Regions from separate parts of the Mus musculus genome. Here regions 1, 2, 3, 4, 5 and 7 are each linked to region 6. The links are chromatin loops, found by intact Hi-C in ENCODE. Cell type or tissue: left cerebral cortex. All regions are shown on one strand. Region 1 overlaps Adgrl2 (adhesion G protein-coupled receptor L2). Region 2 overlaps Adgrl2 (adhesion G protein-coupled receptor L2). Region 3 holds the start of Gm30382 (a long non-coding RNA gene). Region 4 has its middle 100 kb from the start of Gm29771. Region 5 has its middle 3.4 kb from the start of Gm29771. Region 6 has its middle 11 kb from the start of Gm30827. Region 7 overlaps Adgrl2 (adhesion G protein-coupled receptor L2).

Region 1 (4,000 bases), 73 kb after region 6:
GTTGTGTGTGTTCCCTGGCTTTCCCTATCCTTAGGGACTATGCTGTCTCTCAGCCACCTGTGTTGTAAACAAACTACTATTTCTTGGCTTTTGGACATGTCCTATGAAAAGCCTGTAGCCTAGGTAAGATTTGTAGAACTAGTTAACTGATTTTCTTTTCTTTTCTTCTTTCTTCCTCTTCCTCCTCTCCTCCTATGTGTGTGAGAAAATTGAAGATTCGGAAATCATGACTTGTGACTTTTTTCTCTAATATATTTGACTTTTAGTTCTGTTTTCACTATAGTTGAGGCAACTTTGATTTACTTAGTTTTTTTGTTTGTTTGCTCGTTTTGTTTTTGTTTTTGGTTGTTTGTGGTGAACATACTATTTTTAACTATCACACATAGTTCAAGCCCTTTCATTATTTCCAGTCAATTTGATGTAAAAAAAAAATTCCATTTAAAACAGTATAAAGATTAGTCATGTTCTCAGTCCAGATAGGACTGCTCAGATGGGAAAGGACACAATTAGAAACATTGTAAACATGCGTGGGAGAGGTAGGGTGAGGACGCCTGCGTGTCTTCCCTCTTTCCTTTTGAACTGAAAAAATGTGTACTGCATGCTCATAGTGCAGGAGATTCCTCAGAAGCGGCTCAGGCAGTCCCAGCAGGTAATTAAGACCTGGACACCCACTGCCTGTGAGGACGGATCTCTTGGATGCTTCTGGAAATGAGTAGAGTTGGAAAGACAGGCAGGCACATTGTTTATCTTGCCTCTTTCCTCTCCTGTAGAGTCCTGTCTGGAGAAGGGAGGGAACAATGGGTTTTAATCTTCTCATGTTCAATATCTTGTCTTTGCACATTCATGCTCGAAGCCCTTTCTCCTTCCAGATTGTTCTTGCCGAACCCTGTTATTTAGTGGTTAGGAATGTATTGACTATACTGTGTAATCCAAATGTGGTTGGCGCTGTTTGCTTCCCAGAGTTTTACATGTGGCCATGTTTTATTGACAGCGTCTTTCCTACTTAATTATGTCTTTTGTTGACAGCTCAAACTGTCTCTGTTTACTCCTATTTAGAATGCAGCTGGCAACAGCGGTTGGTTTGTGAAACGAAAGCACATAATTAACTTCCCAAGTTAAGGTAGAGTTTGTTTCTTTGGGAGAGAAAGGGTTTCATGGGGCATATCCCTTTGCTCCACGTGTGGTGTACCTACAGAGTGATACATTTCTCATGTCAGAGCATCAGCAGAGAAAAACAGGACATCCTAAACTATTGAATATTGTTACCGTATCAAAAATGACTGGGTTTTAAGCCATTTTCAAAACCTAGGAGGCCAGAAAGCAGTAGTCAGTTTACACGTTTGCACCAGTCAATAGGAATGTTGCTACTGCTTCCATTCAGTCTGATGTGCAGATAGCCAAACTTTGACTGAAGCATTTTGAAGAAATATGAATTCCCTGCTACCATTGATGTGTCCAAGAACCTGTACAGAGACTGGTTTTACAAAGAATGAGTGAGTTCATTCATTTCAAGTAAAACCAGGAAGCAGATCCTTAAACAAGAAATTTTGACCATGAGATTCGGTCCTGGTGACACCTAGGACCCAATGAAAGCCCTGCACATTCTCCTGAGAGCACGGCATTCTTTGTTTATATGCGCTGGAGTAGCCAACTCACTTTTATAATTTTCTATTATTAGCTATTTAATTTCTCCATGATCACCACATCTTCGTTCTGTGCATTCTGTGCCAAGTAACATGGAGGTTTTCCTTGCTTTCTAAAAAACCAAACTGAATAGTACATTCCAGTTCAGAATTAATGTCATAACATTGGGCATAGTGATGTATGTTTGCAACACAGCTCTGGCTGAATAAAGGCAGGAAAATCACAAGGCTGTGTGGGAGGGTAGGAGGCTTGGGAGGTGCTCGCACGCGCGCACACACACACACACACACACACACACACACACAGAGAGAGAGAGAGACAGACAGACAGACAGACAGACAGACATGTACACACGCATGCTCTTACTTGGAACAAGAAAAATAAATAAACCAAGTCAAAATGAAAATATTTTAAAAAAGCAACTTCAGTTGCAAGTCTTTATATCATACAAGTTTTACATTGTTAAATCCCCTTTCCATTTTCAGATAAAACGACTTTCTTCACAGCCTAACCCATAAGCATCCCATGATGATTCATGTTTTGTTTTGTTTTTTAAAGAATGTTTCTCCTGTCTATCCAGCGTTACGTGCAGACAGAAGTTGCTTTCCTAAAATAAAATGTAATTCTAATTCTTTTGACCTGCTGTTTCAAAAATCATACAATTTATTGCTCTGTAGTTTTATTTTTAAATGGCAAATAGAAGAATTTGTCATGCGTGACGTTACACACACCTGTAGTTCTAGTATTTGAGACACTGAGTCTGCGGGATTGCAGATTTAAAACCAGCCTGCCCTACATAACAACTTCGAGGCTAGCGTGAGGTACATAGGACGATCCTATCATAAATGGATAGATAGATAGTTAGATAGATAGGAGAAAGATAAATAGATAGATAGGAAGGTAACTATATAATAAATAAATACAAAGTGAAAAAAATGTGCCATATAGAGAACAAAAGTAGATCGAATGTTTTCAGACTAAACATGCATTGGAAAGAGGTAAACACATTGTCTGCTTGTTCTCATCCACCATTGGGAAGCTATCAACATCTGTACAGATGAGCGAGCAGACCTGCCCTGTAAGTGGGCAGCCTGGTATGCGTGTACAGAGAATGAAAACATTGAACCAAGGACATTGTTTTGATGAATATAATTTTGGCCTTTCAACATCTGCTTGTTGGATACAAATCACATGGCTGATATTTCTGGTACCTCTTAATCATGGCTAACGTAAGGAGTGAGAAGTTATCAGTGGGGTGAACTGAAAAATGTCCGCAAGATAACAGCACACAGGGAACTAAGGAGGTCTTTTGAAAATCAATTGCATGAAGTCTATAAGCAGATGTCTTCTATTGTGACCCTAGTCATGGGAACACTGACAACAGAAGACAGTGTGGGGTGTGTGCAGTTCACAGGAGCACTGCCGGTTCATCTCAGGATTTGATTTTATATTATTCTCATCCCCAAATGAGCAGTGTAGTTGGTTAGAGCTGAGGAGGGACTGGTGAAGGAGAAGCTGTGTCGAGCTGGTGAAAACAACTTGGCAGGAACTTTGCTCTTTGACTTCATTTCACCTAGGGCTGCGTCAACCCTCACGAGTCTGTCTTCAAAGAAACCAAAGAGCCTTGACACCTAGCTTCTGAGACGTTGGGGAATATCGGTTCGCAAATAATTCTTCTGATCTTTAAGTTTTAAACCACTGAAAACCATCCTGTAAACAGAGCTGCTGAGAGCTGCCATGGCACCTCGGATGCGGTTTGTAACTGAGTCTCCCTAGTCATATACTGCTTTCTAGTTAATTACTGCTTCCAGACAGAAGAGGAAAGGCCTTGGATTCAGCGTTTGTATGGTCGCATGGCCCTGTTCAGTCAAGCTCAATACATGTTACATGATTGCCTGAGAGGAATAGAAAAGCTACTTTCTCAGTCTCTGACCAGAATGCGTGATGAGGCTCAGTGGCGGAGAGGGCAAATGGGCACAACAGCAATTACACCAGAAGCAAAGTAGTTTCCTTGACAACCAGTTTGAGGATTCATTGTGATTTATTATTTACTACTTCAAAAACTCATCCTGTGATTTAATTAAGGATCGAGGAGATTTCCATAAAAATCTTATCTCTTCCAAATGCGAATGCCCCGTGACTATTGTTCAGGTGTATATGGAGACCACCCCACACTCATGGTGTCTTAAACAGGGCCAGAGGAGGTGTCAGGTGCAGTTCTGTGAGAATGTGCACGGGTCACGCAGGGAACACTTTCCATCGAGGAAATGGGGCTTTTCTGGGAGATGCTGTCTCTCAGTCCTTACTAATGACATAATAACAACAGCCCCTTGGCCTCCGACAAAGCAGAGGTTCC
Region 2 (4,000 bases), 65 kb after region 6:
GCTACTCATGGCTAATTCCATCCACACCAACAGAGGAGTCTGTTCATAAGCTGTAATCATAGGAGCAGAAAATGTAGAGAATAGTGGGAATAGCGTGTGTTTTTTTTTCTTCTTCTTTTTCTTTTCTTTCTTTCTTTCTTTCTTTCTTTCTTTCTTTCTTTCTTAATTTTTTTTCTTTTTTTCTTTGGAAGTAACTCAATACTGGTTAAAACTGAAGATCTGTAGAAAAGCTTTCACATGTTCCTAATTATCTAAATTGAAAACTTGAATTCCTTAAATCTTTTTTTTTTAAGATTCCTTTTCTTGATTTATTTGTGGGGAAAGGGCTATACAGACAAGCACATGCACAAATGGTTGCACCTGTGCCCCGGAGAAGGGCAGAAAATGGCGTGGGATCCTTGGGACCCAGGCTTGCCTGTGCTTGTGGGAAGCTAGGCTTGTCACGTGAGTGCCAGAACAGACTCTCCAATCCTTATGATTGAGTAGCCAGCGCTCTTAACCGCTGAGCCATCTCTTCAGCCCCTTTGTATTGCTTTTCAAAAATGATTTAATTCAGAAAGTCTATCTATTGTATGAGTGCTCTGCTTGGATGTAAGCACAGAGTGTATGAAGTGCCCTGGGAAACAGAGGTTTCTAGGTCCTTGCCACAGCAGTTATAGATGGTTGTGAGCAGTCAAGAGGACGCTGGGAACCAAACGTGGATCCCTCTGTAAGAGTATCCAGTGCTCTCTGCAGCTCCATGCGCCTCTAATTTAGCAGTGTCTGTGTCATCGCAAGTCTAGCCAGTGCTTTTGCTTTTTTAAATACAAACAACTCTTAGAATTGTATAAAAATGGTACTATCTTTTCTTGAAACATCTCTGCACATACTAATTGAATATAAGACTTCAGAAGGTAACATTGTAAATAGCAAAAAGCTATTTTCAAATAAGACATACAAAGTAAACCACATTTTATCATGTAATATCAATCAGCCTTATTGAAAGTTCTTTTTGGTTGGCTTGGTTTTGGGTTGTTTTGAGATGTTAGGATGAACCCTTGAATTCTGTGCATATTTAATAGATGCTCAACCAGCAAACTACAACTTATTTTAACGATATTTTTGCTTGCAAGGAATACTATGAAACAATCACACTTGTAATTTTTACTGGTGTTATACAGAAATGTATTAATCTGTATTTTGTTTATGTTAGTATAGCATAGAAACATTTTTCTTGGTTTTTAATTTTACTGCTTGTGAAATTTTTAATAGACTGATTTTATTATTTGAATAAACTTATGTTGTAAATTTTGTATGTCTTAATTTTTGATACTAGCTAGTCAAGGCACCAATAAATAACCTTTTTTGATGGTATATTTATTTAGTCAGAAGTCAGCATAAATGGCTGTTGTGGATAAATGAGAGTCTTGTAAATTCATAACTCTTTCAGTAGGTCTTACTTCTGAATAAATTTTAAGTATTAACTTGTCACCAGATGATGACACTGTAAGAACTATTGTTTAGAAATTAAGTTCAGCTTTTTTGTTTGTTTGTTTAAGATGTAAATTGGCTTGTTCCCACCAGTTTTGTCCTAAGGGAAATGTCCAAGACCACAGTTGCAATGAAAACCACAAAACAGAGCAAAGGAAACTCACTAAAATTTGCTTCTGTAGCTGTGGGACCAGTGTTCCCGGGAAATTCTGATTTCAGTCTATAAGCCTGGAAAAGGCAGTCATCTTTTTCATTTCCAAGAAAAGCTTGTCAGTTTTTAAACCTCTGTCTTTGATTTAACTCTGTAATGTTTGAATGTTGCCAGTAATATTTTTGTATTGATAATTTATTACACAAATAGTAGCCACACTGAATATTGGGGCTAACTAAACCGTTGTAATTCTCTGTGTCTTGGAGGCGTATACTTTTGGAAAGCGTTGTATTTTGTAGCATTAAGTTTGCACCATTGTCTACTGGACAGGGTTATTTTCATGTGTGTGTCTCTCCCTCTCTTTTTTTTTTACTTTAAGGTAATGTCAGAATAGCAACATGTGTTCCTCCCCTTGTGGTGGGCTTTAATGCCAGTGTGTGCAGCTTGTTGTAAGCACACGTGAAGTTACAGAAGAGTCCAAAACACTTAAAGTCCTGCTTGTTCTTGCCTACGTGAGCTTAAGTAATGTTGTAAGCACACGTGAAGTTACAGAAGAGTCCAAAACACTTAAAATGTCTTGCTTGTTCTTGCCTACGTGAGCTTAAGTGATGTTCAGCTCTTGAGAAAGCTCCTGGGTTAAAGGAGGCAGGTTTCGGCAGGGAGGCCCCTCTTAAAACAGGAGCCGCGCATGCGCACGCGCTCTGCTTACTCTCTGAGAGCAGAAAACGGTGACACGGAAGCTCCAGTTTATTTTTAATTCCGGCTCTTGACTGAAATCTGAAGGCATTTTGAGCCACCTACCTATTTCAAAGATGGTATGGGTGGACCGCCTGCTGTTAACATGCTGTAGGGAAAAAGGAGAGATGTAAATGAGTCCCTGTGATTGGCTGCCTCTGAATAGAAATGAAGCTGACAATCTGTCCTGCGTGAGCTCCAGTTAGGGAGCCACCAGAGTGTTGGGATCTCTGATTGACAGCTGCCTGTCACCCGGGATTACCATTCGCCTCCTCCTGTTTTATTATATGACTATTTGTCATCACTGGGTAATTCAAAGAAGATTCCATCGTTGTACCTACTGTTTTTGATGTCTCTAAATATGAGGCTGTACAAATGCTTTGACAGTGTTGAATTAATCCTGACTAAAGTGTGAAAAAGATCTCATTTTCCTTCAACACCCCAGTTAGGCAGAAGGTCAAGGTGCATGGCCGCAAACGAGTCCAGTGGGGAGGCCGTCCAAGGACAGAACCACTCGCCTAGCTCTTGCCTTCTGCATGGCTTCACAAGTGGAATTTCTTTTATACGAGGCCAGAACGAATACATTTTATTTAGTATTTTGGTTTGCAGGACGTTCGGACAGCGCATTCTGTGAATGCGACTCTAGTAATATTGGAGCAGAGGTTACAGTCAAATGACATATAACATTATCTCTTCTTCCCTCTCCATATGGACTCACGGAATTCTTAAGAGTGAAGACCTTCCCTTCCTGGAAGTTACAGGAAATAATGTTATATTTTAGTTATGCATGAGTCAAGTATTAACATTTACTGTTGACTCACACTCCCTCTGATGGCTGTATATCAAGGCCAGGAGGAACATGTACAAATTCTTTAATTTACGTGGAGGTACAAAATGAAACCATGGTAAATTCTGTCGGTAACTACGAAAAGCTAGATTTTTAGGTGACATTAAAGATAATTTTTTCCCCCTAAGAATATGAAAAAGAGTTATACTTTTTAACTTTCAAAACCACAAAAGCATGATTCCTGTTTTACCCCGTCCATATCCGAGCATGATAACCTGGCCATCCCACTTTTGCTGTGTGCTCTGTATGGAAAGAACTTAATTAGTTGAGATTGTTGTCTTGTGCACTGTCTCATGCCCTTTCAAAGATCATACGTGAACCTGAAAATTCAAAGTGAGCCTTGCTTCATAGAGTCAGTTCCACCTTTCGGATCACGAGTGGATTATGGGTAAAACAGTCTAATGGAGTTTAATTTAGAGGTAAAAGTCAACACAGAGTTATGGAGTTTTTGACCTTGGGGTCCTCTGCATCTTCCTCCTAATAAAATTAATTACAAATAGAATTCTTGATGGAGTTTAAAGTGAAAGAGAAGCTGTGTTTTTCCCACAGCCTGAGAGTGCCCCCCTCCCCCCCCACCTCCCCAAACTTGTTCATTCCATAGGCGCGGTCTCCTTATAAGGCTGAGATGGGCCACTTGGTATTGTTCATTAGTATTTGCTTGTTAATGTTATCTTGAAAGTCAGTGTTTTATACATTTGCTATGTGAATTCAAAGGAAAGGGGGCAATGGAACCCTACGAGTGTACTTAAAACTTTAGGTTTCTGAAAATGTTAAAGTTAAAATGCCTTTTTGCTCAA
Region 3 (4,000 bases), 460 kb before region 6:
CTCAGATAGAACGAGTGAAACTACTGTGAACTCACGTATCACTCAAGTGTAAATGTGTTAATGTGCAAACTCTGTGTGCAGTTAAAAAAAAAAAAAAAAGAATGGAAAGCCAGTAAAACACAGAAACGAGCCCCTAATGGTGGCATTTCAGGGAATAGGAGGGGACAGATGGGGAGATATTTCTGGACCAGAGAGCTTCTGGGTGCCCTTCACGTTGTACCACACCAGCCATTTCCTATTCCTGTGCAGAAGGTTGGCTCTGCTGCCACAACGCACTCTCCAGCTCTCCTGAGAAGCGTGCTTCTATTTCTGTCTGTTATAAAAAGGTAGAGATGCCATTCCTTCTGGTTGTCAGGGACCAGGAATGAGTCTCCCTCAAAGAACAGAAAAGAGCCAAGGACAAACAAAGAAACTCTCTGCTTTCTGCATCTAATGGGCACCATACTAACACTTCACAGAGGCAGGCATGTTGACTCAATGGAAAGAGATTTCTAATAATTATAACAACAGATTCTGATTCTGCTGCTTGAGTAGATGTTTGCCAGGTACCTCATCTTTGTTACCTTTGCCAGTGATATAAGAGAGGGCATTGTGTTACCCCTATTTTTACAAATATTAAGCAACATGCCTATGTTCACAATACTGGTAATTTTCCAAGTCAGTAGTGGTGACCAAAAGGTTACAACTCAAATTCTAAACACCTTCAGGAAGATGTTCCCAATACAAGGAGGAGGCATGTAACATCATGGTTTCATGAAAACACACAACCAGACCCAACTACTACTGGCCTTTCTATCCTGTGCATGGCATGTCACCTATATTATCCTTACTTTATTTCATAAAAATAAGGAAGAAATAATTTCTGACTCTAGGTATTACAGGAATAACTAGTGTAGTTGGCCAGTAATTTCAATCTATTTTCTACCAAAAGAATTGTGTGAAATATCTAAACTAGATAAACAGAACTTTCAGACTACCTGGAGAAGTGTCCTAAAGGGCTTATGACCTACACAGTTCTTGACTCAAAGAGCTTGCAGCCTGAAGAAGGTATTAAGACCCCAATAATGTTACAGTCAGAGTTATCTACAAGTTGTAGTCAAATGATATTTAGAAAGAAAGAAGAAAAAGGAACTCAGTGGAAGGAGCCATTCCTTCACATAACAATCAGACTACAGAATGTCAGAAAATAACTGTTGTCTTCACCCAGTACTTATGAGCAATGGTCTCCTAAACAATGTTACTTCCACTGAGTCTGCCCACTTTCAAAATCCCTAATCTTCTACAGTCTCATGGAAATTCCTTATCATTTCCTTGACAGTTTCTTTTAAAGTATCACATGTGTCCATCTCGTCAGTCACAGAGTATCTTTCCTGACAGGAGAGACAGAGCAGCAGCAGCAGCAACAGTATCAGCAACAGCATCAGCAACAGCAGCAACAGGGCAGATGCTGGGAGATCTCTCTTGCCCTCTGTAAATGCTTGTGTGTTTATGCTGAGAGATTAGCACTGAAAGATACCTAACCTGTGTCACTTGGCTCATATCATGTCAACACCAGCTTCCTCATAACTGTGACCAGTTTGGTTCAACAGCTGGTTTTACCGATTTTCCATAGAGAAGCCTAATCGTGTGACTGGTTGGGCATTCTGCAGCTGCTTCTTGCCAGAGACAAGGCAGGCTTCATACTAACTCACTCAAACACATCCCCCCCGCTTCGCTCCAGATCTTCTGTGGAATTGCCAAGTGGCTGTTGCTCGTAAAAGTTAGAATCATACCCTCTCCTGCCTTTCTCAGCTTTCAAAGGAGAACATGAATCTATAACCAACCAGACAATCTCTCTGAAGATGCTAAATGGGGAAGTGAATAACACCTATATATGTAAAGATACATCTGTAGCATAGGAGAAAATTAATATGAAAACAGTTATTTAAAGAGATTTAAAGAAACAACCTCTTTTCAGCAGCAGATTTGAGTTCTTTCAGACAATCAATTATTCATAAATATTAGATTATCATTTTCTATTTGCATTGGAATACATGCAAGTAATGTTAAAAGTTGCCAGGGATCAGTTCCCATTCAAATCAATATTTCTTTCAGCAAATTATGTTCTTCCCTTGTCAGCTACTCCATTCAAATTAAAGCACTAATCTTATTCAAAACTGGTACTTTGTCTAAATTTGTTTACCTGGATACTAGTAAAATATTTCTGTTATACTCTCTAAAATCCTACTGACAATATAAGAAGATTCATAAAATGTCCACAGAAATCAGAGCAGGTGTCATTCGGACTAAGCTGGCTCTATTTCTCACTATGATTAACCAGCTCGTAATGACAACATTTCTTATCTTACAACTGTGGCATGAAGAGGGAGCTGTAGCTCTTCTGAGACACAATTCTGCACGCCCCAGCTTATCCACGCTCTGCGATCTCGTGTCTGTTTCTCTCTCTCTCTCTCTCTCTCTCTCTCTCTCTCTCTCTCTCTCATCATTTTAACCATTGTACCAGCTCCTTTTAAATGTATCTGCGGAGGATCTGGTCAAGTGGAGATAATCCATGCAAATCAGAAACTGGTTGTCAGTGTGTGGTTCCCGGAGAGGACTCAGCCTGAGGAGGTCACTCGTTCACAGCCGCTCCTCCCATTCTATCTCTCCCCTTATTGCAGAACTGCTGTATGTATACAGTAGCAGAAAGGACTCAATTGACTTCAACTGCTGCCTGGTTTTGCTTACAACTTTTTCTTATAAAGGAACTTACCTCCATCTGTCTCTTGAAGGTAGGAAGCCTGATTCTTCTAAAGACGCGTGTAATGCCTCTTCTGTCTGCTCATTGTCAAATGTCACTGGAATGCGTTACATTGTTGCTGGCACAGGGCGCAAATGCTGTGATTCCAGGTGTCTCTGGCTTTTGTTACTTAACGGTGTAGGTGCAATTGTTTAAGTGCGGGGGTATTTGGATGTTTATTTTCCACATAGCCAGCTTCAGTTTTACCAAGCAAGGAAGATTAGAGTGTCTACTCTCTAACCTAGAAATACAATTGGCTATCAAGTTTTCCCTCTTAAAAAAATAATAACCTCTTTAGATGGTTTAACTTCTGCCAATTACAGCCAAGTGTAAAATTCAACCGTGAGAAGGTGGCTGTGTATTGTTTGCCTGAACCTGGAACCTTCTTGCAGCATTTTCTCTGGAAAAGAAAAAAAAAATTTAACTGTTGAAATGTTTTTGACATCAGCGAGAAAACGGTAGCTCTTACTTCATTCTGCGGCATGGCAGCATGCTAGAGGCTCTATTGCTAACTGGCCTGTCAAATAGATTTATTCTGCACAATTCACAAATTACTAGGCTATGCAGAAGTGTTGCAATTAGTTGGATTCCGTTACTGTTGTTAGACGTGCTGGTAGGTATTGTTTTTAAATTTAAATCGTATTTTAGAAAACTTTACTGTAAAGGGGCTCTTTAAACCCTGCCATGTATATAGCACAGTGGAGATCGTTATTTAAGAATGATTTCAATAGTCAAATGGTTATATTCGGTTTAAAAATGTGTGGAAGTGGTTAATAGATTGTACAATATACGTCTTATTTCTGAAAGCAATCCCTTAGCTTGTAATACTTCAACTGTGTTTCCTTGAAGTGACTTGTAATAATATTTTAATCATTCCATAGTCATTTTAACTTTAAATCACATCAAAATGTCATGAAATTACAAATTCAAAAAAATCTTTTGAATTAGTACAAATATAATTAGAACATTCCAGTTGCAACGGAGATAAATGTCATCTGTCTTTGAACATACTCTTTGTTAATATGATTTTGCATTTTGACATATGGCTCTGACAAGGATATTTAATCCCTTGTAGGAGATAGAATTGAACATAAACAGTAAACAAAGTTGACAGTCCTGAAAAGAAGGGGAAAAAATGTTTTCTGGTATACCCAATCATTCTGATGTCATAAATTTCAGACTCTATCTTCTAGGTAGATACTTGTAGTTAGTAGAGTTTGG
Region 4 (4,000 bases), 2.0 Mb after region 6:
CCAGGCTGTTAGAGAGCCCAGAGTAAATGTCTCTTTGGTACACTGGCCTTTTTATCTCTGATTCTGTGTGTGTATGTGTGTACATGTTCCTCTATGTGAGCGCAGACTCACAGATGCCACCATGTGCACGTAGAGGTGAAAGAACAGCCTTGACCTCTGTCTCGGCTTTGTTGAACACGGTCTCCGTCGTTTGCTACATTTTCCAGGCAAGCTGTCTTAGGCCTCTAGGGATTCCCCACTCTTCACCTCCCACCTACTCCTAGAACTACTGCCCTTACACATTTCTGCCCCCTGGCTTTTTAAATTATATGTCTGGGGATTCAAACCAAGTTTATCACACTAGTGCAGCAAGGACTTTGCCCACTGAGCCACCTCACCAATCTGGATGGACATTCTTAATGCATACCTTTCAACACAAACTCTGGGAAGTAGACTACAGTTTGCACAGAAACTTCTACTAACACCTTTAAAAATACATCTTAATTGATATAATTTAGTTACATGTATTTCAACTACACTCTGCCCTCTCTACATTTAAAATTACACAACGTTTTTCTAAATGCAGATTACACATATTTTTAATCAGGAGTTTTTTCCTCCTCCTCCTCCTCCTCCTCCTCCTTCTTCTTTTCCCTCCCTCATGACCTCCTCCCATGTCAAACTAATGAATTTACAAATCCATAGAAAGTGTGGTGAGTCATTCCTTACTGACGTTTTTTTTTAAGATCTGACCTTACCCAGTTTGAACTGAAATGCATTGCAAGCAACTCCTTCCTGCTGTTGTCTAGAAATAATATGGGTTTAATATTTCGTCCCTACAACCTAAAGACGTTGCATTTTATTAGAACATGAAACCCTTAAGTGAAAATGCTTTCCCTAATATTAATGTACAAAATCCAGCAAAATTGCTAATTAGAGTTAATTATAATTAATTGTTCAAAAGTTCAGAATCCATGCCAAGTCTCGGCATTGCCATTTTATTCCAGTGTCCGGTTTTTTTTTGTTTGTTTGTTTGTTTGTTTTGTTTTGTTATTACATATTTTTTCATTTACATTTCAAATGCTATCCCCTTTCCTAGTTTCCTCTGACAGTTCCCAGTACCTTCCCCCCATCCTGTTCCCCAACCTACCCACTCCAGCTTCCAGGCCCTGGCATTCCCCTGTACTGGAGCATATAATCTTTGCAAGACCAAGGACCTCTCCTCCCACTGATGACCGACTAGGCCATCCTCTGCTATATATGCAGCTAGAGACACAAGCTCTGGGGGAACTGGTTAGTTCATATTCCTCCAATAGGGTTGCAGACCCCTTCAGCTCCTTGGGTACTTTCTCTAGCTCCTCCATTGGGGGCCCTGTGTTCCATCCAGTAGATGGCTGTGAGCATCCACTTCTTTATTTGCCAGGCACTGGCATAGCCTCACAAGAGAGAGCTAGCTATATCAGGGTCCTGTAACCTAAATCTTGTTAGTATATGCAATAATGTCTGGGTTTGGTGGTTGTTTATGGGATGGATCCCCAGGTGGGGCAGTCTCTGAGTCCTTCCGTCTCAGCTCCGAACTTTGTCTCTGTGTGTCTGTTGTTTATATTCAAAATCAGCCTTACATTAGCAATGCTCATTATGGTCTGAATAGGAAACATGCCACAGGTTCGTGTTTGCACACTTGGGCCCGAGCCAGCAGTTCTATTTGGAAAGGTAATAGAAACTTGCTAGAAGAAGGATGTCATCTGCAGAGGCGGGGTCAAGATTTCAATGCCTGGCCTCCCATTTGCTATTGTCCCTGTGCTTCCGGCGTCCTGCACTGTGTGATTGGACAGCTTCCTGTTCCAGGTTCCCGTTCCCCCACGCAGCCTGGTCTTTCCTGCCTGTTGCCGTGTCTTCCAAGGGATGTGATATGGAACTGTAAGCCCAAATAAACTCTTCATCCCATAAGTGGTTTCCATTAGGGTATTTTATCCCAATAACAGAAAAGAAATTAATACAGTATCGAAATCATCTTAAGATTTCCAGTTACATTGTTTTCCAAAAATGGGATATTATATACAGTCATTTGTTTTAAAACAAGATAAAAAATTAAAAGCCATCATTCTCACGTTTAAAACTCTTCCTTTTTTACTGCCCCACCCCCACCCCCTAAACTTTGTTATACCAGATGGAGAAAATGTGTCCCGTTGAAAGCCATTTCTGACAAGCAAAACAATGTCAATTTTTAGAAACTCGTAAATGCAAACCAGAAGTGAAAACCTAGTGGAGAGACGTAGTGTGCACAGAAAATATCTAAAGACAAAATTCGATGGCTATAGGATGCCTTATCAACAGCCTTAATGTACCCCTAATTAATCACAGCGCCTCCTCCATCAAGTTCAGAGCAGGTAAAGAAATGGGTTCTTAACAGGCGTGTCCGTGGGGCTTCAAGCGCTTTCTGAGGGATGCGCCATAGGCAGGCCTTTCTGTAACGTAAGCGTATGCTGCTCTCTGTTGGCGAAGGAGGAGCACTGTTCGACTTGACTGCCGGTGGAGTTTGTTTTTTCCAACTTTTTCAAAAGCGGGTTTTTTTGTTAAGAGAAACAGTCTGTTTGGATACCGCATTCTCGGTGCCGTTTGCACACATTAAAAATGCTAATTGCTAACCTTAGAACAGCTAGTAGTGCCTGAAATAATTCTGGGTTTCTAAATTGATGTGACTCGAAGCCAATGGGAGTATACACGCCAATGTGTTCATTTATAGACTCCAGGAAACTCCATTTTGTAATAAACCGAGTACCAAATAAAGGGAGGCGCGGGAAAGGCCCTAACCGCGTGGTCTTGGAGAAACGATCGCCGAAAGGTGGAGCCTTAGCAAGGCTCCTAAGTGCTTCGTCCACTTTATTTCATAGGGGGGAAAAAACTGATCCATTACAGAGCAAGAAATTGTTACTGGATAAGCATAAGTAGAAGCCCAAAACCTTTTGTGATAATCAGTTTTCATTTCAGGAGCAGTGCTGAGCTGGAAACAGCTGGGACCAGCTTGCCAGAATTAGCTGTGTACAGTGTCCACCAACTCTATGTTCAATACCATAATTCTGTCAGACAAAATCTGTCATGGTAGGAGTCTAATAAACACGATATAAATCAGCAAACACTTAAATAAGGATTTTGTCAGAAAAAGAGAGAGAAAGGAGCGAGAGAGAGAGAAAACATGCATATCATGGGCAGAAATGGTTATTAAGCATTTAGTAACGCATCTATAGATATATAATAAGGTCTGAAAAGGAGACATTTTCTTCTTACCAAAGAAAACTTGTAATTAGCAAATTTTTGTTAAGCACAATGGCTATAAACTCCGAGGAAAAGCTTTCTTAGAAGACACCATTCCGGATGAAACACGGTATAACTGTTCGTGGTTGTACAACCACAAAGAGGCCCCTTTGCCCCTTGCTTTTAGACGAGCACAAATCAAACAGGTCTACATGCTTCATTGTCAGGAAAGAAATTGTGCGCAAGTAACATGTTCTCTCCCTAAGTCAAAATCTATCCCCACTAGGTTGTGTTTTTACATTCCTCTCCCTCCCTCCCTCCCTCCCTCCCTCCCTCCCTTCCTCATGTGTGTGCATGCTTATATGTATGAGTTGCATGTTGTGTGTGTGAGAGAGAGAGAGGGAGGGAGAGAGAGAGAGAGAGAGAGAGAGAGAGAGAGAGAGAGAGAGAGAGAGAGAGAGAGAGCACATTTGTGTATATGTGTGTGGAAGCCCAGCTCTGGCTTTGGAAATCATCTTCCACAGCTTTTCCATCTCCTTCACTGAAGCTAAATCTCTCAATCAAAATCAAGCCCTCAGCATGGCTCGTCTTACAGACCATCTTGCTCTGAGATCCTCTCTTGCCTTCTTCTAAGGCTAGACTTAGAGACAGTCCACCACCCCCACTTGGTCCCTATGGGTTTCTAGTCCTCATGTTGAGCCATCTCCTCTGTCTCGGTGTCTTACATCAGCTCTCTAAAATAATAGAGGCTGGGAAATTTGGGAAA
Region 5 (4,000 bases), 1.9 Mb after region 6:
CCCGCCCTGAGTTTTAACAATTCCCAAGGCTGCTCCTGCAGGCCACCCCCACCCCTACCCTTTCCCACCCCCTTGTTGTTGTTGATATTAAATTCAGGGAGACATCTATACTTCTCCTCCCCTATCAATGCTATGTCTTCCAATCTGACTCTGTAAAAATAGTCAGGAATTATTTTCTATGGTCAACCACAGGAGCCAGAGCTGCGGTGGACCTCTTGGTCCTATGTGAAGTTAGATGTTATACAGTGTTCTAATGTGTCAAACTATAACTTATTTGTTTGATGGTTTATTTATTTACTTAGAGTCAGTGTTTCAATATACATACCAGATTGGCCTTGTATCTTCCTCCTCAGCCTCCTAAGTACTAGGCCTGCACGGGTGAGCTACTGCACCCAGGTCTCTTTGTATGAGATTTAGGAAAAAGCCCTAAAGATATGCAGTTGGAGAAGTTCTTCTCAAAAACAGACAGACAGACAGATAGATAGATAGATAGATAGATAGATAGATAGATAGATAGATAGATAGATAGATGAGTCATCCTTTTAGTCAAACAGGAGGACATGGGATGCCAGGCAGGTGCACACAGGATGCCAGGCATGATGAAGAAACAACCCAACCGTATCTCACAAGTATCACCTCCACCATGTATCACAGAGGGATGGCTCTGGAAACCCCTTACCTCTCTTCAACTCTCATTTGACCTGAGCTTACCCAGAGTGAAAAAGAAGAGAGTTTCTGTAGTCAGGCCCACAAGGCTAAGATGTCAAGGGCACACAGCTGACTTAAACAAGGAGAACTTGGTTCTTCCAAAGGGAGGACACACTGGACCAGTTCAGGAAGGGGGCAACCGTGGCAGCTTCAGTGATAGACACTCTTCCAAGTTCAGACAGACAGACAGACAGACAGACGATGAGCATCTAGGTTGATGCACTTTTTTTCTGAAAAAAATAAATAAATAACAAAAACAAAAACCAACCAAACAAACAACCAAACAACCAGATCTCCTGTGGTCTATAGCTGAATACTGGTGTGGTTAGGTTTCCATGGGAGGGCAGCCCCAGTTCTTGAACTGTAGCTTGGAAGTGCTGGCGCCAGATTAAAGATTGCTTTAACCCATTGCTCGGTTTGTGTTTCGCTTGAAACTGAGTCTCATGTATCCCAGGTTGGCTCCTAACCCATGACGTAGCCAAGGATGGCCTTGAATTTCTGAGACAGCTGGCTTGACTCACTAGGGATCAAACCCAAGGACTCACTAGGGATCAAACCCAAGGCTTCACGCACACTAGACCAGCACTTCACCAGTGAGCCTCATTCCTAGAAACCTAGCTCAGACTGTTCCCTAAAGCATGCCCTGCCCTTGTTCTGGATCTGGTTTTCAAGGCAGACCACTAGACTCCATAGGCACAAGTAGCAGGGGTAGCATTCGGTGATAGAAATACCATATATCTTTGTTTAGAAGTAGTGGCTTCTATTAAATTTAATTACTTCCCCTGTGGCTTTAAATCAAGGGCAGCTTCTGTTAAATTTAATTACTTTCCCCTGTGGTTTACATGGCAAAGGTGTCATTGCTACTCCTGGTGTGCTTCTGGCCATCGGGAAAGCTTGGCTGCGATTTGCTCCAGTACACTAACGCCTTCCCTTATGATTTTGCTTCTTCGCTCTACCGCATGTTTTTTTGGACATTTTGTTCACAAAATCTGCTCTTGGTATCGTGCAAATTATTCAATTAAGGACAAGTGATTGACAGTTGCAATCAGAAAGGGAGGCAAACAAAGCCATTTTTGATGAATTTCAACACAAAGCCAGACTGGGTTTATTTGACAATTTCATCTTAAGAATGTCTAGCTTCAAAATCTACACAAAAATGCAGTTCCCTACCATTTTTGACTTTCATTTGATTAAACACCCCCAGCTAACCATTTTCCTTGCTAATTACAGTCCACGCCAATTCCAATTGCTCTTCTGCCCCCTAATTGTGAGAGCAGGCATTGGACTGTAGCTAACACAGACATGTATTGACTTGCCACTCCAGGCATCTGCAGAAGAGAATTCCTAAAAGTTTGCTTCTCTGGATATGAAGTGGATCTTCATTAACATTCTGAAAACGAAATGCAGCTTCATAAAAAAATAATAATAAAATAAAATAAGGCAGCTTTTCAGGCCATTTTAGAATTTCAGAGAAATTCTGCATTATCTTTGCCGTGATTCTATGCAGATGTCAGGCTGTATCTCAGCTGAAATGACAATGAAATCATTTCGATTCCATGCAATGTGCAAAAAAACAGTCAATTTTTCACTTGGCAAGCTGAAGTCTAAAGTAATTAAGCACTGCTGTGTGGGAGGCAGCTTCCTGCTCTGAAGTCAGCCTGAGATAATTACCATATTAAAGTCAAAACATCATGTACCGCACTGATAGATAGATGGATGGAGAGATTGGGCATCTATTAAATGATCCGTTTTGTTATGCTTCCTGGGAAATGTGCCACTGATGCCAATTAAGAAATATATATTCCAAGTGAGTGTTTCTAAGTGACAAAACTTCTATCTGGTAAATTGAATTTATTATTTACTGATCATGAAGTACTTAAAGTCATAAAAGTCTAGCTGGAGAGCAACCTAGGAAGAGAATTACATGCTCTGACTCGAGTTACAGGGCCCTCATTACCCGATCGCCATGTGAGCACCCAGGCCCTCATAGAAACGTCCCTCGCCAAGACACCAAGTTATTCCGGTCAGGAAAATTCTAACTGGAATAATAATGTAATGTTGCGGATAAAGTGTAAACATTCAGAGATTTCAAAGTCAAAAAAACAAGTTGGGTGGAAAATTCATTCTCTGTGTTTTTAAGGGAGCGGTAACGAAACCCACTTCAAAGAATAATCTTCATTACACGTCTTTAAACCTGTCTATGGCTTTGAAAAAGGAAGTGACCTCCCAAATATCAAAGTCAGATAGATAGGTAATTCATTAACATAATTCAGCTGGATTCAGTATAGGAAATCTCTCCTTAAAACATTCCTGGCAGCTTCCCTTATTAAAAATTAATCATTTATTAATATTCCTCTTCAAGTTTACTACCGAGTGTTGTTTATAATTTTATAATGCTACCTGGCAAAGACTCAACTAATGAAACACCTCTATGTGATCTAAGTAGGACAGTTTATTTTTGTGTAAATATTGGGGAAAAGGGAAAAACCGACATTGCCAGCTACCAGAAAGGGCGTCTTCACCTCAGGGTCATTTTCCGAGTGAAGAAAGTGGCCCTGTGTCAGCAGTGAAGGTTGTGTTTGGTCCCTTCTAACTACTTCCTGTGGGATTGATTTGCCGCCACGTCCACTAGTTTATTGACACCATAAAAAAGAAACTGGACCCACACTCCTTTAACATCACAGAAAAGAACTTTTGATAACCAAAACTAGTATTTTTTTTCCTTATTGACCAAGAAAGTACATTTTCTAATACAAAAAAAAAAAAAAAAAAAAATCAAAAGCTGGGTGTGGTGGTCAAAGTCTGTAAGTCTAAGCACAAGGGAGAAAGCAAGAGAATTGGGAGTTTAAGGCTATCCTGCGCTACAGTTAAATCAAAGTCAGCCTGGACTACTAGAGACCCTGCCTCAAATGAAATAAACATCAATCCAGCCGTGAATGGCTGTTTCTTCTGTCCCTATTGACAAATCCCAAGAATTAGCAGCTAACTTCAGATTTGGTTCCACCCCTTCCCACTGGTCAGGACTCCATGAGGCCCTGAGTCACAGTTGAACCATGCTCATTGCTAAATTCTAGAATGTTCTCAAAGACAGTTACAGTCTTGGGGGTGGGGAGCTTTTAGTACAAATTCTGAAATGAATGTAATCTGGGATTATCTTGTGTGCAAAGGCAGAAAACGTGGATTTTTATTAGGACTTGTCTCTCCACCACAAGATTTTACAGAGAAGATCGTTGTTATTGTAGTTTGAGTTACTGTCTCATGTAGCTAAAGCTGGCCTCAAAGTCCCTCATGT
Region 6 (4,000 bases):
GGGGTGCAGAGGGTGAATGCTGGATAAGGAACCCCCGGACCTGGCTGGGGGTGTTTGGGGAAGGTACGCCAGACGACTGCTAGGGGGAGGAGAGGGGAGGGGCGCGAGCCTGCGCGGGCGCCTCTGGGGCGCGTTCCGCGGCCGTGCGCGCGTCCCCCGCCGCCACCGCCACCGCCACCAGCGCCTCCCGGAAAGCCCTGCGGCCGCCCCACCGGGCCGAGCCCCGGCCGGCCAGTTTTGGGGCGGCTGCTCGGCCGTCGCCACCGCCACCCGAAAGGCTAGATCGCTTGTAAGTGTGTCCCCTTTGCTCCTCCTCCTCCTGCTCCTTCCCTGCGCTCGGGCGCCCCGCTGCCGCAGCTGCTCCAATGGAGTGGAAAATGGCCATTGGGCGCAATGAGTTCTAGATTATCTGCTCCGCGTTTTGTACTCAGCTGCCTCTCTTCTTTGGAGTTTGCACAAGCCTCTTGGCTGGCAAACGAGGGAGGGAGAGACGGATGCTGCGCCGCGGTCCGCGCTCATATGTTTATATGATTAGCAGTCCTGGGCTGAGGGGGCTGGGGGTGGGGACTGACGACGACGAGGAGGAGGAGGAGGCAGGAGGTGACTCCAGTTCAGCCCTAGCTGAGTCCGTGTCAGGACTTCGGGCTCCCCGCCTCTCGCTCCCTGCTCTCCCTGCTCTTCTCTAGCTCTCACTCTCTCCCGGCTCACACACGCTCACACACACTCGCACTCACAGGCACACACACTTGCACACACACACACACACACGCGCGCGCGCACCCGCACGCAGAGGTGCCCGAGCGCCATCGGGAGCTTACCGGAGGATTCTTAGCGATTGTTGAGGGGACCGGCCTCCCTCCGCGGCTGTGCAGCGGCGCTGCTCCTCCTCGCTCCTCCCGTCGCTCTCCCCGAACCCGAGTTCCTCACCTCCTGCATCCGCCGGGCGCCCCCTCTCCCGCCCCCCAGCCCGGGAGACCCGACATGTGAGGAAGGGCTGGCGGCAGAGTCGTGCCCCAGGCCGCAGGGGCGGCGCGTGCGCCGGATGCAGGTCCTGCCGCCGCTGCCCGCGCGCACCGGGCTCCTCCGGACTGACTGACGGACTTGGCCTCGCTCCCCGGCGGCCGTACTCCCGCCGCGGCTAGGGGACTCCGGAGTCGGCGCACCTCCGCCAGCCTTGCTCTCTCATCCCCCGCATCTTTTGGTTTTGATTTTTGATTTTTTTTTCCGGCTCCGGAGGGAGCGTGCAGCGGTAGGCGCGCGCGTGTGTGGGCAAAGCCCCCAGGGTCGCGGAACGGCGTGTGGGAAACTGCGGGAAGATGTTGACTTAGCCCCCCGGCAGCCGCCCGGGCCGCTGGGCTGCTTGGCTGGACTCGGCGGCTGACGGCGGTGGAGACTCGAGTCGGAGGACACGCCGAAGAGCCGCGCGGCGCCGTGTCCGGCCCGCCAGCCGCCGCCTCCCCGCGCGCGCTCAGCCAGCAGGAGCACCCCGCGCCGGTCGCCTCGGCCCTTCCTTCGCGCCCGTGTCCCCGCGCGGCTCCCCGCGCCAGATTGGCCCTCCCCCGGGGCGCGCTCGCACACCGAGGTAAGCGCCAACAATGTGCCTGTGTGTTGGCTTCGGAGACCTGTTTGCTGGGCACCTCCCGATGGGGCTGACGGTTCGGAGGTTGGCCGTGTCGCGGGGACAGACCCGCGCTGGCCACTCGTGCGCAACCCTTCCCGCCGACATCGATCCGCAGAACTCTGTGCGGTGCAGCCGGCTAGCCGGGCCGCGTGCGGCTATTGTCACGCTCTCGGGAATCAGGCTGGCTGCTGGGGACCGAGAAGGCGGGAGCTCAGGTCTGCGACCCAGCTCCAGACTAACCCTGCTTTTTATTTTAAAGGTGGTGGTGGTGGGGGGGCGATTCTTAAAAATCTTAATAGGGACCGGAAGGTGCCCTTGGTCCTTCACGCAGTAGAGCTGGGGATGGGACTGTCCAGTGCGTACTCGAGGTTGTCCCGCTCCAGGTGTTGGGCCCCTGGCTTGGCGGGGACTAGTCCCTGGGTTGTGGCTGAGAGCGAGTCCCTGGGAAGGGGGCAGTGGGGGAGGGCTTGGATGAGTTGTTGCGGGCCGTCGTTTCTTGTTGGTCAGGTAGTGCTGAGAGGCGAGGTTGAGAGCAAAACACAGCCAGATGTGGCCGCGCGGGTTCAGAGGCTGGCCTCGATCAGGGGCGGTGGGCTGCCGGGGCCAGGGGAGCGGGGCGCAGAGCCCGAGGGTGGCGGGGCCCTGGGACTAGGCGGGCCAGAGCTAGGGCAGAGAAGCTCCCGGACCCGCAGTGAGAGGGCAGCAGCGGGCCGCGCTGGGCCTGCAGCAGAAGTTAAGGGGCGTGGGCTCCGGGCTGCCTTTGGGGTGGGGATTCTGCTGGGTCTGGCGCGAGCCTCAGGTTGAAAGCAACCGGGAGAAGGAGTCGTGGGAGGAGCGCGAGGCTAGGGGGACCTTTGGGGTCGCGGGCGTGGGCTTCTGGATCCGAGACTCCGCCACACGGACGGGGGAGATCCTCAGCGAGAAGGAGTCCCTAGTATGCGGGACTCTTGCACTTGGGACCAGCAAAGTTTTTTCCTTTCGTTGAACTGCAGGGTTTGGGTTAGAAGAAAGGGCTGGAGGCCTTAGCGAGTGCGGGACTGTCTGCGAGCAGAGGCCGAGGCTCGTGCGTGTGCCTGGGTGTTTTGGAGCCCTCGGTCCAGCCTGTCCTCTAAAAGCAGCGTCCTGCGCTGCCCAGCATAGCCCTTCCCTGGCGTGCGGGGACTCCTCCTCCTCCCTCCTTTCCTCTTTTCTCCCTTTCCCCCTTTCCTGGCCCCTTCATTCCGTTCCTCCAGATACAAACCGTGCTTTCTCAGACTCAGACGGAGGAAATGTTTTCCTCCTGCTTCACGAAAGGTGTCAGGCTGCTTAGCTTCTCCATGCAGCCTGGGCGCGCCTGAGCCTCAGCACCAACCAGATGGTTGCTGTTACAAAGACCAGGTTTCCAGGTTTCCAAGGAGCTCCCCCCCTCCCCGTGCACCCCCCCACTTGCCCCGCTGCTTTATCTTCTGCATTTTCCCGGCGCTAGTTCCCTTTGCTGGCTCCCCATCTCCAGAGGTGTCGCGTTCCCAGCAGTTGGTTCATTCATTTCTCCCTCTGCAGTCTAAGTCTTGAGCCTGCCCCTCCAAATTGACGCTGCATACCTCTAGCTCTAACCTTGAAGGAAGGCACGCCCGTTTGCAATGATTGCCTGCTGGGAGTTCCCTTGCAAAGTCAGGGTCCATGGCGGGTAACCTTAAGAAGCAGGCGCTAAAGAGGTACTAATTCGTCCACAGAAATACAGAAGTTTTTTGGGGGTGACCGTGACAGCATCAAGGTTGGATAGAACTGTCTCGAGCCTAGCCAAAGGTAACTATAAATGTAGTGTCCTTTGATGCTTACTGAATATCCTTAGAGACTCCTAAGAAAATCTGCTTAAGTTCGGTTGTGTTTTCGAACTTTGTCTTACCTCCCTGCACCGTCCAGTAAACTGGTGCGTGATGGAATCCCCAGAAACGCATGCTCTGTTGTTGAGTTCCTTCAGACAGCTCGCATCTCCCCTTTTGTTGCTCCGCTGTAAAAGAGGTGCCATTTCACAAGCTGCACAAATTGTTTGAATTAATGCAAGTGTGAATTCTTACCGTTTGAAGGGGGCGATTAGCATATCAAAGGTTTCTTAGCTTCAGCTCAATTGAGAAAACTGCAGCCTGTCTTCCTTTTTGCTTCCAAGCCGAGGCCCAAAGGGCAATGGGAATTGTAAAGGGTGCAAACTGGAAGGAGGGATCAGGCTGTGCGGCCGAACTTTGACTGTTCTGTAATTATGTGAACCAAAAACCTTTGTCTGTTGCTCTGGATCCCTTGCAGATGGCAAGACAATTATTTTCTATTGATAAATGGTTTGTTCCTAGGAAAACGGTGACCTTTTGTTTTAGGATAGTCTCTGTTGCCTATCTTTTGGGGTGC
Region 7 (4,000 bases), 130 kb after region 6:
ATTTTACAAAAATCTTTATATGGAAATTTTTCCTTTTTTGAAAATCCATTCATCAATCATCAAAGGTTTTACTTAGTTTTTTTAAAATGACTTTTGGATGTACTCTCTCAGTTTTGATTTAGATTCTAAATTGCATAATGTTGATGCCTACCCATCCTCCCTTCCTTATCACCGTATGACCTGAGTCATAAAGAAGTGAAAACATTTCTGTTTTAGGTTTTGCTCAGTGACTGCTCTATGCTTTTACTGCATCAGATAAAAATAATGCAGTAATCTTTAGTGAATGGATGATGCTATGGACAATTCTTTCACTTGTTTTAATTGCACTTAAAATTCTGTTGTCTGTAAGTCAGCATCGTTCGAAGCGTGATTCGCACCCTTTATACGTAATTGCTTTATGTGGGTAAAGTCGTTGTTTCCTTAAGGAACAATACAGCTGTCTATAAATTCAGTCTGAGTGAGCAGCCTGGACACTAACAACCTCTCTTGTCCCCTTCGTCCACCACGCCTGTCTGTTATTGATTCTGAGCAGGTACAATGAGCTCCTTATGGAGGAGTGGTGTTAGGACCGAGTGCTCCATAAACAAGCCTTGCTTCCAAAACGCTCCTGAGCCCCACGTGTTTCCCTCCTGCAGTCAGAATCACACAGATCAGAGCCACTGTGTTTTCCTGGAAGTGCTTAAATAGACTGTAGGTTGTGGCTTAATTTAGAAATTATATGCTGTTGCCATGGCAAAAAATATATATATTTTTTAAAAAAATATTTGTGTGATGTTTCTCTCAAAGGAGTTCCGGAGGATCCCTGTTTTATCTTGATGAATACTTATAATTCTTTTTTAAAAAAATGTAATCAAGCTGAGATTGTAATAAAACGTGAGAGTGCACTCTGGGTAATCGGTAGTCACACAGTGTCGCCTTTTGCGAGGGAAGAGGACGGAACCCAGTGGAGTTATTTCGTAGCACACAGGCAGTATACTCCAAAGCCCTTGCATAGCGTGGCCCTTCTTGTTGGAGACCCTGCTGATGAGAATTTTCTTGGCACTTTCCCTAGTGTGCCATTCACCTTGGTAACCACTTAGGGCTTCCCCTCGCCCTCGCCCTCACCTCCGTGTCCTGCTCTGGCCAGATCTGCCCCGTGAAAGCCTTTCTCTTTCTTGGGGTCTGTGGATCGAGGTACTTGCCGTGAATGCTGGGTATGATGGTTGTTGCATGCTAGCTTGCTTTCTATGTTAATAAATGATGGTAGAAAAATGTTATAAGAAGCTAACCATAATTCTTTCTTCCTTTTTCTTCCTGCCACCTGCGCTTGCTTTTCCCTTGTATGTATTTTGCTTACTTTTTTTAATAGACTTAATATTGCAAATTTGATAATATATAGTATATGTAATATAGAAAATTAATTAGAATTTGTAGTTTGAATTATATGTAATCTTAAGTAGATTTGCTAATATTTAACGGGTGTTATTTACCATTACAAAATCTATTGGGCGAGGGGAGATTGATATACTCCTTGGAAAGGGAGCATTTTGTTAAATGATTAAGACATTTTTCTAGATAGGAAATAATAGAAAAGAATTGAAATATACTGAGATGCATGGCTGTGTAGGTTTTTTTTTTTTTTTTTTTTTTTTACTCATCTAAATATGTCTGGGTGGTAATGGAGCCATCTCAAAATTTATTAAATTTGACTTAAACTCCAAAGCCAAGTTGTGAACCTTACAGATGTATTTTCCTTCCATGCATATATAATGAGAGTCAGTTTGATAATTAAGCTCAATGGAGATGACACACCTGTGCATGCTTTTATTATGTCAATAGTGTACGTATATAAAGGAGAGCCGGGTCAGAATGCAGGGTGACTTTGGCAAGCCCCGAGTACATGTAGCTTGCATTAGTGAGGCGTTTCATGACTTATTCAGGCACACTAAGTGAAACAGCATGCCAACGTCTTTGTATTGCCTCCTTAATCTACTAAAATGATTGATCCGTGTTCTTCCATGTAACTTTAGAATCTCTCTCCTGCTAGGTCCTCCTGTGTTTCTCTTTATCCAAAGTAGTACAACAACCCCTATTCTTCCTATATTTAGCATCTATTACGAATTCAATCTTAGACTAATAGTCAATTTATTTTTAATCTTTTTTTTCTTTTTTTCCCTTGCACTTTTTTTTTTATTTTTCTTCCGATGCTTAAAATAGAAGTGGAGCAAAAAGGTAAATAATGTCTACAGTCTCACCCCAGCTCCCTGTTATGTGCCTTATGGATGTGACCCTCCTCCCCTCCCTCCCACCGCAACACTCCTGTATTACAATGATCGGCAGGACCTCATAATGTACTTCATGTAGGCGTCAGCTGTTCTCAATGAAATTGTATGGCCGCTAAATCTGGCGATTGGGGTAAAATTCTGAAGTCGGCGAAGGGGAGCTGCCCTCTCTGTTTCTTTTCTACCCTCTGTCTCTTTCTCTGACGCCCTTGGATATTTTCTTGTTATCGAAGTGTCCTCTTGCCTGGCTTCCAGAACCCTCTCCGTAGCATGCCATGCTTACAGGGGCTCCTGCTCATCTCATCACGCATCCCCTGTGTTGGTTTCTCTCGGCTCCTGGTTGCATTCTCCTCAAATTGATAGTCTCCAACCTGAAACACCTGTAACTTCTCTAGAACGGTCAAAATAAGTCTTTGCCTTGAGTTCTCTGCCTTGTCAGCTCTGTTCCGTGGGAGGTGGTGAAGGTGGGCTAGGTTTAGAAGTCAATGTTTGGATTAAAACAAAATACTCATCCACTCATGAGCACAGGCTCCAAATTTTGATGCATTTATTCCCAAATTATTAGATAAAAACACAATTCAGAAATCTAAATTTTATCTTAGCTGTGAGCCATTCTATACATAGGTTTGTGTTTGTGAAAATAAAGGCCAGCCACTATGTTTGCTGGTGTCTTGACTAGGACATCTTTGGAAAACAAGGCTAGTGTGTATAAAGTATAAATTTTAAAAGATTGAATGCTGGGTAAAATGGACTTTCCTCTTTTGATTTGTGAGTAAATGCGATGACTTGTGTCTTTTTTTTTTAACTGTATTCGCTTCTTGTCTTTTTTTTCTGTGATGTTAGTCTTTGTGTGTCCTGGAACCTTGAAAGCAATTGTGGACTCACCATGTATATATGAAGCTGAGCAGAAGTCAGGGGCTTGGTGCAAGGACCCCCTTCAGGCTGCAGATAAAATTTATTTTATGCCCTGGACTCCCTACCGCACCGATACGTTAATAGAATATGCCTCTTTAGAAGATTTTCAAAACAGCCGCCAGACAACAACATACAAACTTCCAAACCGAGTAGACGGTACTGGATTTGTGGTGTATGATGGAGCCGTCTTCTTTAACAAGGAAAGAACCAGAAACATTGTTAAGTTTGACTTGAGGACTAGAATCAAGAGCGGCGAGGCTATCATCAACTATGCCAACTACCACGATACGTCACCCTACAGATGGGGTGGGAAGACAGACATTGACCTCGCAGTGGATGAGAACGGCTTATGGGTCATTTATGCCACGGAGCAGAACAATGGAATGATCGTGATCAGCCAGCTCAACCCTTACACTCTTCGATTCGAGGCAACCTGGGAGACAGCGTATGACAAGCGTGCGGCGTCCAATGCTTTCATGATATGTGGGGTTCTCTATGTGGTCAGGTCAGTGTACCAAGACAATGAAAGCGAAGCAGGCAAGAACACCATTGACTACATCTACAACACGCGACTAAGCCGGGGCGAGTACGTGGACGTTCCTTTTCCCAACCAGTACCAGTATATTGCTGCAGTGGATTATAATCCAAGAGACAACCAACTCTACGTATGGAACAATAACTTCATTTTACGGTATTCCCTGGAGTTTGGTCCTCCTGACCCTGCCCAAGGTAAGAATACTTGCTGTTAGTTCTTTATGAATTAACTGAATGGCTTACTTTCAAAGGATTTTAGAATTTTTCCCAATAGTTTGTCTTCTTCTCTT

The links. Peaks named below come from ENCODE experiments on the same cell type or tissue, not always from the same donor. Only the 100,000 strongest peaks of a DNase experiment are listed, where the experiment ranks them.
Region 1: it touches region 6 in a loop (2.0-fold over the local background); 8 of 42 quality-filtered maps call a loop at or near these places.
Region 2: a loop joins it to region 6, with 2.3 times the contacts of the local background. A loop is called at or near these places in 3 of 42 quality-filtered maps.
Region 3: it touches region 6 in a loop (7-fold over the local background); 15 of 42 quality-filtered maps call a loop at or near these places.
Region 4: it touches region 6 in a loop (4-fold over the local background); 9 of 42 quality-filtered maps call a loop at or near these places.
Region 5: a loop joins it to region 6, with 2.6 times the contacts of the local background. A loop is called at or near these places in 2 of 42 quality-filtered maps.
Region 7: it touches region 6 in a loop (2.2-fold over the local background); 13 of 42 quality-filtered maps call a loop at or near these places.

What each region holds. Positions count from the first base shown.
Region 1 is chr3:148,912,997-148,916,996 of GRCm38, reverse strand. The region is part of intron 1 of Adgrl2 (adhesion G protein-coupled receptor L2); the gene reads left to right. Among named protein-coding and RNA genes, the nearest start is that of Adgrl2, 40 kb to the left of the region's middle. In left cerebral cortex, no CTCF peak of the experiment used is centred here; DNase peaks (open chromatin) are centred at 571 and 1,756.
Region 2 is chr3:148,921,225-148,925,224 of GRCm38, reverse strand. All of the region lies in intron 1 of Adgrl2 (adhesion G protein-coupled receptor L2), which reads left to right. Among named protein-coding and RNA genes, the nearest start is that of Adgrl2, 31 kb to the left of the region's middle. In left cerebral cortex, no CTCF peak of the experiment used is centred here; a DNase peak (open chromatin) is centred at 2,407; H3K4me3 peaks cover 930 bases; H3K27ac peaks cover 556 bases.
Region 3 is chr3:149,443,873-149,447,872 of GRCm38, reverse strand. It overlaps Gm30382 (a long non-coding RNA gene), which reads left to right and starts at 2,274. Exons shown (of 3, transcript XR_001784032.1): 1 at 2,274-2,771. It overlaps A630039O03Rik (a long non-coding RNA gene), which reads right to left. Exons shown (of 6, transcript XR_376220.3): 1 at 2,753-4,000. In left cerebral cortex, a CTCF peak has its summit at 2,360; DNase peaks (open chromatin) are centred at 2,412, 2,648 and 3,197; H3K4me3 peaks cover 1,933 bases; H3K27ac peaks cover 1,045 bases.
Region 4 is chr3:146,993,023-146,997,022 of GRCm38, reverse strand. No RefSeq gene overlaps it. Among named protein-coding and RNA genes, the nearest start is that of Gm29771, 100 kb to the left of the region's middle. In left cerebral cortex, a CTCF peak has its summit at 2,482; a DNase peak (open chromatin) is centred at 2,425; H3K4me3 peaks cover 640 bases.
Region 5 is chr3:147,090,734-147,094,733 of GRCm38, reverse strand. No RefSeq gene overlaps it. Among named protein-coding and RNA genes, the nearest start is that of Gm29771, 3.4 kb to the left of the region's middle. In left cerebral cortex, a CTCF peak has its summit at 1,971; a DNase peak (open chromatin) is centred at 1,965.
Region 6 is chr3:148,986,172-148,990,171 of GRCm38, reverse strand. It overlaps a transcript of Adgrl2 not described here. Among named protein-coding and RNA genes, the nearest start is that of Gm30827, 11 kb to the left of the region's middle. In left cerebral cortex, a CTCF peak has its summit at 2,313; DNase peaks (open chromatin) are centred at 2,701, 2,879, 3,189, 3,663 and 6 more places; H3K4me3 peaks cover 4,000 bases; H3K27ac peaks cover 2,955 bases.
Region 7 is chr3:148,858,638-148,862,637 of GRCm38, reverse strand. Adgrl2 (adhesion G protein-coupled receptor L2) reads left to right here. Exons shown (of 24, transcript NM_001081298.1): 4 at 2,200-2,211; 5 at 3,105-3,905. Among named protein-coding and RNA genes, the nearest start is that of Adgrl2, 94 kb to the left of the region's middle. In left cerebral cortex, no CTCF peak of the experiment used is centred here; DNase peaks (open chromatin) are centred at 562, 915 and 1,877; H3K4me3 peaks cover 716 bases; H3K27ac peaks cover 591 bases.